Linked DNA regions of Homo sapiens: region 1 is linked to region 2. Evidence: chromatin contacts called from ENCODE Hi-C or POLR2A ChIA-PET data. All regions are on one chromosome and are shown on one strand. Each heading gives the region's core, a stretch centred on a gene start or an enhancer-like site at or near the end of the contact. The rest is flanking DNA. Distances are from core to core; before and after follow the strand shown. Region 1 overlaps CLPTM1L (CLPTM1 like). Region 2 has its middle 28 kb from the start of SLC12A7.

Region 1 (3,576 bases), core at 465-2,964, 180 kb before region 2:
AGTGTCCGGGGTTCGGCCATGTCCTCACGCGGGCAGGGGTGGGAGCCCTCACAGGCAAGGGGGCTGTTGGATTTCCATTTCAGGTGGTTTTCTAAGTGCTCCTTATGTGAATTTCAAACACGTATGGAATTCATTCCGCATGGACTCTGGGATCAAAGGCTCTTTCCTCTTTTGTTTGAGAGTTGGTTGTTTTAAAGCTTAATGTATGTTTCTATTTTAAAATAAATTTTTCTGGCTGTGGCATTTTTCTTGACCTGGTATAATGAAAGTATTTCGGATATTTGAGTTTAACCCTTTTCCAGAAAGTAATACATGATATGGATTTATTTATGCATTAAAAGAGCAAATTTAAAGAGCCCTTTGCAAGCCTTTGAGTCATGAGTGTTCTTAGATACGTAGCATCTTAGTTGTTTAAGACTAAACTATTGTACAGAGCCATGACCCATCAGGTCAAGCTTATCTTGCCCTAGGTTGAGGCAGAGAGAGAGAAATGGAATAGAAAGATGGGTGGAGAACTGCTGGACTCGGTGTGTAGTGAAGTTTAATGTTTGTTGAAGTTAGTTTTTGTGGGGTTTGTTGTTCTCAGCTCACAGCAGCCTCCACCTCCCATGTTCACACAATCTTCTTGCCTCAGCCTCCTGAGTAGCTGCGACTACAAGTGTGCACCACCACATCCAGCTTTTTTGTATTAATATTTTTAGTAGAGATGTGGTTTTGCCATGTTGTCCAGGCTGGTCTCGAACTCCTGATCTCAAGTGATCACCCGCCTTGGCCTTTTGAAGTGCTGGGAGTACAGGCATGAGCCACCACACCTGGCCTCTAAATATATAATCTTTTTTTATTCCTGGTCATTTCCTTGCTCTAAGTCTCCTTTGCCAATAACAGCTTTCATCCTCTTGTGTTTCTGGAACAGGCTCCCCTCTCATGGGCCTGGCTTCCTTGCAGCTGAGGGGCTTTGGGAGCCCTGCTCAGAGCCCCAAGCCTGCAGGCCTGTTCCATGTGTCTCCACGTAAATGGACGAGACACACCATTCCAGGATGCTCATTCAGGCTGAGAACCAAATCCAGATGCTCTCAGTCCATTCGCAGATGACAGTGAAGTTTCTGTACACTCTGCTTTCTTCTGGATCAGATAAATCTTTTATAATTAAGGTGTTGTAAACTTCACTCGATTTGAGAGGAATGCACTGGGGCTTCAAGTTGTCATCTTTCAGTTTTATTCATTAAAATACGAAGATACCAGATGAGTTGGCACAGGAAAACAAATACGAATACACGGCCTGTACTGTGTTACTTAGTCGTGTGTTGTAAGTGGGGTCTGGAAGGGTGGCTGGGAGAGCGGGTGAACTGCCGGTTCCAGATGGGACGCACAGCACCTTAAGGGGCCTGGGGGGGCACACGGGAGGCGGCTCCAGAGGCAGGGCAGATAGTGGGGGCCCGCAGGCAAGTCAGCAGTGGGGGAAAGACAGCAGAAGGCGTGAGGGTCTTCATTGGTGTATGTGAAGGTCACGAGGTCACACGGCCCTGCCCATCACAGGTGCGTCGGTCTGCGGGGAAGTTGAGGCATCAGGGAACAGGAAGTTTTAAACGTTTACAATGGATCTTACCCACACAGGCCGTGCCTTTGCCTGCGGTGTCAGATTACTAGGGCGGGGTGCGGTGGAGGGTGTCCCTTCCACACCTGTGGTTTTATTTGTCTTTGGGGGAGGGGAGCCTTGCTTTATAAAACACAACTGGCTGTGTTCTGTAAGGCTTCACCCAGCACATCCTGTTGGCAGCAGCTAAGCACACAAACGGGAAAGGAGTATCGCCCAACTCCACCGATGAACTCAAAGTGCCTGGCTTTGCCTGGGGGATGCTGGCAAGGTTAGGTGCGGTTCCCAGCGTTTCTTCTGCCTCCTGGGGCACATCCCGCGGTGGGTCAGCGCCTGCGGCCGGCTGCTGCAGAAATAGCGTCATTCGGCCCCTGCATCAGCAGCCAAAGCCGGGCCTAACTGTCAGGAGCTCCGTGGATAGCTTTGCTGCTCTCGCTTTTCAGTTTCAGTATCAAAAATAGTTGCTACAAGAACTGATTTTTGTCATAGCACCTGCTCTTCCATTTGGGCTGGCGTGCTGAGCAAAGGTGGGTGCAGGCGCCTCATCAGCCTGACAGCAGAGTCAGCTTAACCTGAGTTTTCAGGAAGCACCGTGGCAGGCCCCCAAAAGGGGCAGATGTCCACCGTGCACTGCGTCTGCTTCTGCAGTCGGCCCTCCAGTGCCGTTTTCTTTCACCTGCAAAGGGCCTTAATGCGTGAACCAGCTGCTGGTGACTGTTAGTCTTGCTCTGTTTAAACAGTAGCAAGTTGCAGAGTGTTCCTTTGAAGACACCGCAAGTCACGTGTGTCAGTTACTCCTGAGAGGTTTCTGGGGCGCCTGCCTCTCCTTTCTTTAAGATGAGCAGAGGTTTAAAAAAAAATGAGTTTGGGGAATGAGCCTTGAAAGTCCTTCCAGCTTCAGGACCGGCACTTGCTCTGACAGTCTGACTTCTGCCCTGTGGGCCGGCGCTCCTGCAAATGGGCAGTGTTTCAAGAGAGGACTGAGCCTCATGCAGATCCATCTCATGGGAACCCTGAAGCTTCACTGACCAACAGAGGCTCCACCTGGGCGACTTGAAACATGCTTAAAGGGTTTATCTGTCATTCATCCCGATGAGTTTAGTTCTGTTTTCCTCTTGGATTTCATTGATATTTCTGCATACCATCAAAGCCCTGTCTTATGATTGATCATGAGGTGGGACTTAGAAATGCGCTAAGTACCTGTGGATTTTAGACTGTGTCAAAGCCCTCGAAGCTGAAACAGAGGACTGACAAGGTGAGGGCCCGGGGTCCCCCACGGTGGAACTGCAGTGTCCTGATCGCAGCTGGTGGGCTCCGTACCTGGGCAGGATGGGCTCTACTGGAGCAGCCAGTGTCCAGAAGGAGCTTCTGTCTCTACCCCTTGGCACTGGCCACTCATTTTATAGAAGAGATTTTCTTTAGACCAGAGTTTATTAGAAAGCCAAGGAAAATGAGAACACGTCCCCCTGTGAAGTACCTGCCACACATAGCCCTGTTGAAGCCAGTTTGGTGGCTGTTGGGTCTTTGGCAACGAGATCAGTCTGTTGGCCTCGGCCCCGGTAAGCCCCACAGGCCAGGGGTCTGGAGGAAGGATGGGGTGCAGCCTGCGATAGGTGAGGCTACGGAACCCTGACGAAGCAGGGGCTGTGTTCGAGGAGTGATCCATGCGGAGGAGGGAAACCAGGAGGAGGTCTTGGCGTATACCACACTGCTTACCCCTTTCCTGAAGCAGGCACAGGACCCAAGGGGGTGTGGCGCCCTGTGGCCCACCATGCTTTCAGAGCAGCAGCCTCTGCAGAGACACTGGTCCCAGAAAAGCCACCGCCTGAGTGTCCCCCAGCCACGGCCACCATCCCCACAGCTTTCATGCTTCAAGCAGCATATTTGTTCTCTGATGGTTCTGGAGGCCAGGAGTCCAGACCAGACCTCCCTGCGCGGCCACTGGGGTGTGGGCAGGCCCTGCCCTCCAGGGGCTCCAGGTG
Region 2 (3,985 bases), core at 110-2,609:
ACCCTCTTGTCTCTGCCTGAGTGTCCAGTGGCCTCTCTGCACCAACGGAGTTATTCCTTGTCCACGCTGTCCTATGCAGCAGCCACCGGCCACATGTGGCTATCGGCACTTGAGCTGTAGCTGCTGTGGCTGAGGACCTGGATTCTTCATTTTTTAAAAAAAATTTTAACTTAAATATAAACTTCAGTGACCACACAAGCTTAGTGGCTGCTGTCCCAGTGAGGTCTGGGTGCTGAGGACACAGTGGGGAAGACAGTCCCCAGGGAGCCTCCATCCCAGGAGATACAGAAAACAAGCCAGGGGAGAGCACAGAGAGGGAGGCAGGGACAGCTGTGGTGCCCGTGGCGGCTCTGGTGCCCATGGCGGCTGTGGTGCCCGTGGCAGCAGGGACGGCTGGGACAGCCAAGTTACAGGCTCAGTGACATCTCTCCATTAGGACTGGGAGAGGACTGGGGGTCCTACTGCCTAGCACTTGAGAATGTGATGGTATTGGGAGGGAGCTGTTTGCAGAGGTCATCAAGTGACAGCTCACAGGGGTGCATCCTAATTCAATATAACGGGTGTCCTTATTAAAAGGGGGAATTTGGACACAGAAATAGACACTCACAGAGCAGGGACGATACAGAGACACAGGGAGAAGCTGGGGCCTGCAAGCCAAGAAGAGGCCGGAACCGGTGCCCGCCTACAGCTCAGGGGAGCAGCCCAGCCACACACTGACCTGGGACTTCAGGCCCGAGGCTTCGAGACGTGTCTGTGGTGTGCACAGCCTGGCTGCACTCATTTCCACAGCGGCCCGAGCGTATTGGTATAAACGTCCCGTGTCCACCCTCCCCCTCAGCCTGGCTGCTCTGAACTGGCCCAGGCCCAGCTTGCCCACCTTGGCTGCAGCCCCCAACGGCTCTGCCTCATGCTGAGCCTCCCAAGGGGTTCCCCTCAGAACATTCTCCCATGGCGTGGTCACCTAGAAGCTACTCCGAGCTGTCATGCCGGTGCAGTGACCACATCCCTCCCCAGCCAGTGCTTGTCAATGGCCCTCCTGGGTGAATCTCCCTTCCCTGCACCCCCTCCGCCAGCCACCTGAGCCCTCCCCGGGGCCCTGGGCTCCGCCCTTGCGCCTCTCGTTGCCTGGTGAGCAGAGCTTTCTTGTCCCACTGGAGTAGAGAGCGTGGAGCCAGCGGTGCGAGTTCCTGAGCACGGGGAACTCCGGGATTGCTGGGCATGCTGGCACCGTCCTGAACCCCATCTCCCTGTTTACAGAATGACGCCTCCCTCCAGGGACAGCTGTGGGGAGGGGAAGCCAGCAGGGAGCACCCCCCCTCACCAGCAGGGGGCACCCACTCACCAGCAGGGAGCACCGCCTCGCTGGAGCTGCACCTGTTTCCTCCTCCCCTGCTTACCAGTGTCTTCCAGACCCGGTGGGGGGGAACAGAACCGAGGGAGATGGAGACGCAGGTGTGGCTGTGTGTGCAGATTGGCGGTCAGGATTCACCCGAGGGGCCATGGGGATCACATGCCTCATCGCCTGGGATGTGCTGGCTGGGGCAGGGCCACCTTTCTCAGGAGGGGGATCTGCCTGGGTTCCCATGGGGCCCTGCTCCCTGCATGCAGGTGGGCCGGGGCTGCAGCGGCTGGTACGAGACAGCCAGCCAGCGATGGGAAACAGCGTTTCTGGGGGGCCTTCTGAGGGCAGGACGGCGCCTCTGGGGTGCTGGTTGAGGCCAAGGCGGTGGTGCCTGGTCACCGACCTCGGAGCGTTTGATGCCCTGAGACCTGGGATGCTCTGGGAGACAGAGGTGCAGGCCGGGCGTGTCCTGACACCTTCCAGCATGTCCCGGCCTGGTCCGCATCTGTGACCACAGAGGTCTTCTTGGCACTTCTTGGGATCAGAGCCCTGAGGCCCATGCATCCGGAAACGCCGTTTGGAGATGTGGAAAGTCCCTTTTGACTCACAAAATCTGCCTTTGTCTCAGCAAGTGTCCCAGAACCGTGGGGACGTAGTGGCCCTAGACTGGGAAGTGGGGCTCGGGAACCAGATTCAGAATTACTCACCTTCCCCAAAGACACGGGGCCTGCCGGGAGGAGGGACGTGGGTCACAAAAGTGGGCCGTGGCCACCCCAGGGTCAAGCAAGCTCGCCGTGTGCACTCGGGGAAGGCAGGCTGTGCGGACGCCTACAGAGGAACATGGGGGCCACTCTGCCTCCTGTTTCCCGGCACCCACACCCGCTAGGGCCACTGCCCAAACAGTTCTCGAGGCAACCTCGGTTCCAGGTTCCGGCATGTGGCACCATTGCTGCTGTGTGGACACCACCCCTCAGAGAAGGCCAAGCCGGCAAGGCCCAGGCAGTGTCAACCGCCCCAGCTCCCAGAACCGCATCTGTCAGGCTGAGCCGCCTCTTGGTTTGGGGCCCAGGGCCCTCGTGAGGATGTAGCTGAGCACCAGCTGCATTTGCCTGGAGTGGTTCCTGCCTTCCAGGGGCTGCTCCCCACCAGGGCTGGGCTTGGGTGCAGGCACTGGGGCCGCACGTCCTGGGGAGATGCTGTTACCAGCGAGGGTCCCCCGCCAGGATCCCAGCCGGCTGCCGTGGAGGCCAAGGGCTCACACTTTCCCCCTTCCTCTTGCCTACGGACCATGAGGACTCAGCAGCCACCTGGTGGGCTACGCCCATGGGGATGAGGAGGGAGCCCAGCTGTGGGGACCATCGGAGGCTCCCAAAGTGCACCTGCTGCCGCCCAGAGCCCCCCCCCCACCCCAAGCTTGGGTGAGGGGCGACCCCTGCAGCTGTTTCAAAGTCAAGACTTCAGCTTGCTCTCCTTTCAGAGGCCTGGGTGGTGGGTGCAGGTCCAAGGCTTCTGGCCAGTGCCCTGGAGTCGAGTATCCCCGGCTCACCTCAGGGCACATGTTAGGACCCAGCATGTGTTAAGGACCTGGTAGAAAGCTGTGTGTTGCAGTTGAACAGACACCCTGGGGCTCCCACTGTGCACACAGGGCTGTGTCGGGCAGTGGGGCTTAGCTTCCTGGGCCTCTCTCTGGAGCCCAAGTCCTTCTAAGTTTGGACCTTGATCCTGTTTTGGTTTCAAGGTTTGTAGTAAACTAAACGGTGGCCTCCAAAGAGCTACATCTATGTCCTGATTCCTGGAACCCGAGAATATGACCTTATTTGGAAAAGAATCTTTGCATGTGGGGTAAAGATCTCCAGCTGAAGTCGCCCCAGTTTATGTGAGCGGGCTCTAAGCCCACTGGCAAATCAGAAACAGACGAGGAGAGAGGCACACAGAGGAGGAGGCCCTATGAGGTTGAGAGGTGAAGCCCGCTGGGCCTCTGGGTAGGGTGGGGACTTGTAGAACTTTTCTGTCTAGCTAAAGGATTGTAAACACACCAATGAGCAGCTCTGTGTGTAGCTAAAGGTTTGTAAATGCACCAATCAGCACTCTGTAAAAATGGAGCAATCAGCACTCTGTAAAATGAACCAATCAGTGTTCTGTAAAATGGACCAATCAGCAGGATGTGGGTGGGGTCAAATAAGGGAATAAAAGCCGCCCTGCCCTGCCCCACCCCGCCGGCAGTGGGTGGTGCCCTGGGGTTCATTTCAATGATGTGGAAGGTTTGTGTTTTTTTCCGCTTTTCCCCTTTTGCAATAAATCTTGCTGCTGCTCACTCTTTGGGTCCGTGCCACGTTTAAGAGCTGTAACACTGCAAAGATCTGGGACTTCATTCTTGAAGTCAGCATAAACCAAGAACCCACTGGAAGGAACCAACTCTGGACACAGCGTGACCACTTCTGAGAAGAGGAGGGGCGGGTGCCGGCGGCTATCCCTGCTCCAGGGTCACTCAGGAACCAGGAGCCCAGGAACCAGCCCGGCAAGAGAGACTGCTCCTTCTGCCACAGCTCACTGGACCCCCTTAGGGTGTCTTCCACAGCGCTGGCGCCGACATCCATGATTCTCCTCACAGTGCGCCAGGCCCCGGGGAGCTGGTGCCGGGGG

The links. Hi-C counts contacts between places; a loop is a spot of excess contacts on that map. ChIA-PET counts read pairs that join two places held with the same protein, here RNA polymerase II (POLR2A). Pooled maps may share reads with other maps.
Region 1: a loop to region 2 is called in a map with no recorded cell type, with 2.1 times the contacts of the local background. The contact joins two enhancer-like sites. A Hi-C loop is called at or near these places in 13 of 37 single-sample maps with no recorded cell type and 5 of 50 pooled maps. POLR2A ChIA-PET finds 5 or more read pairs at or near these places in 2 of 52 experiments (PC-9 and activated CD8-positive, alpha-beta memory T cell).

Annotation. Positions count from the first base shown.
Region 1 is chr5:1,314,534-1,318,109 of GRCh38, reverse strand. It overlaps CLPTM1L (CLPTM1 like), which reads left to right. Exons shown (of 17, transcript NM_030782.5): 17 at 1-358. Among named protein-coding and RNA genes, the nearest start is that of MIR4457, 6.9 kb to the right of the region's middle. RefSeq lists enhancers at 1,365-1,514, 1,805-2,194. Within about 2 kb of position 1,714, at least 17 of the 41 ENCODE cell types and tissues checked have a DNase peak (open chromatin) inside an H3K27ac peak, as active enhancers do.
Region 2 is chr5:1,137,830-1,141,814 of GRCh38, reverse strand. It overlaps a transcript of SLC12A7 not described here. Among named protein-coding and RNA genes, the nearest start is that of SLC12A7, 28 kb to the right of the region's middle. RefSeq lists an enhancer at 478-1,321. Within about 2 kb of position 1,359, at least 3 of the 41 ENCODE cell types and tissues checked have a DNase peak (open chromatin) inside an H3K27ac peak, as active enhancers do.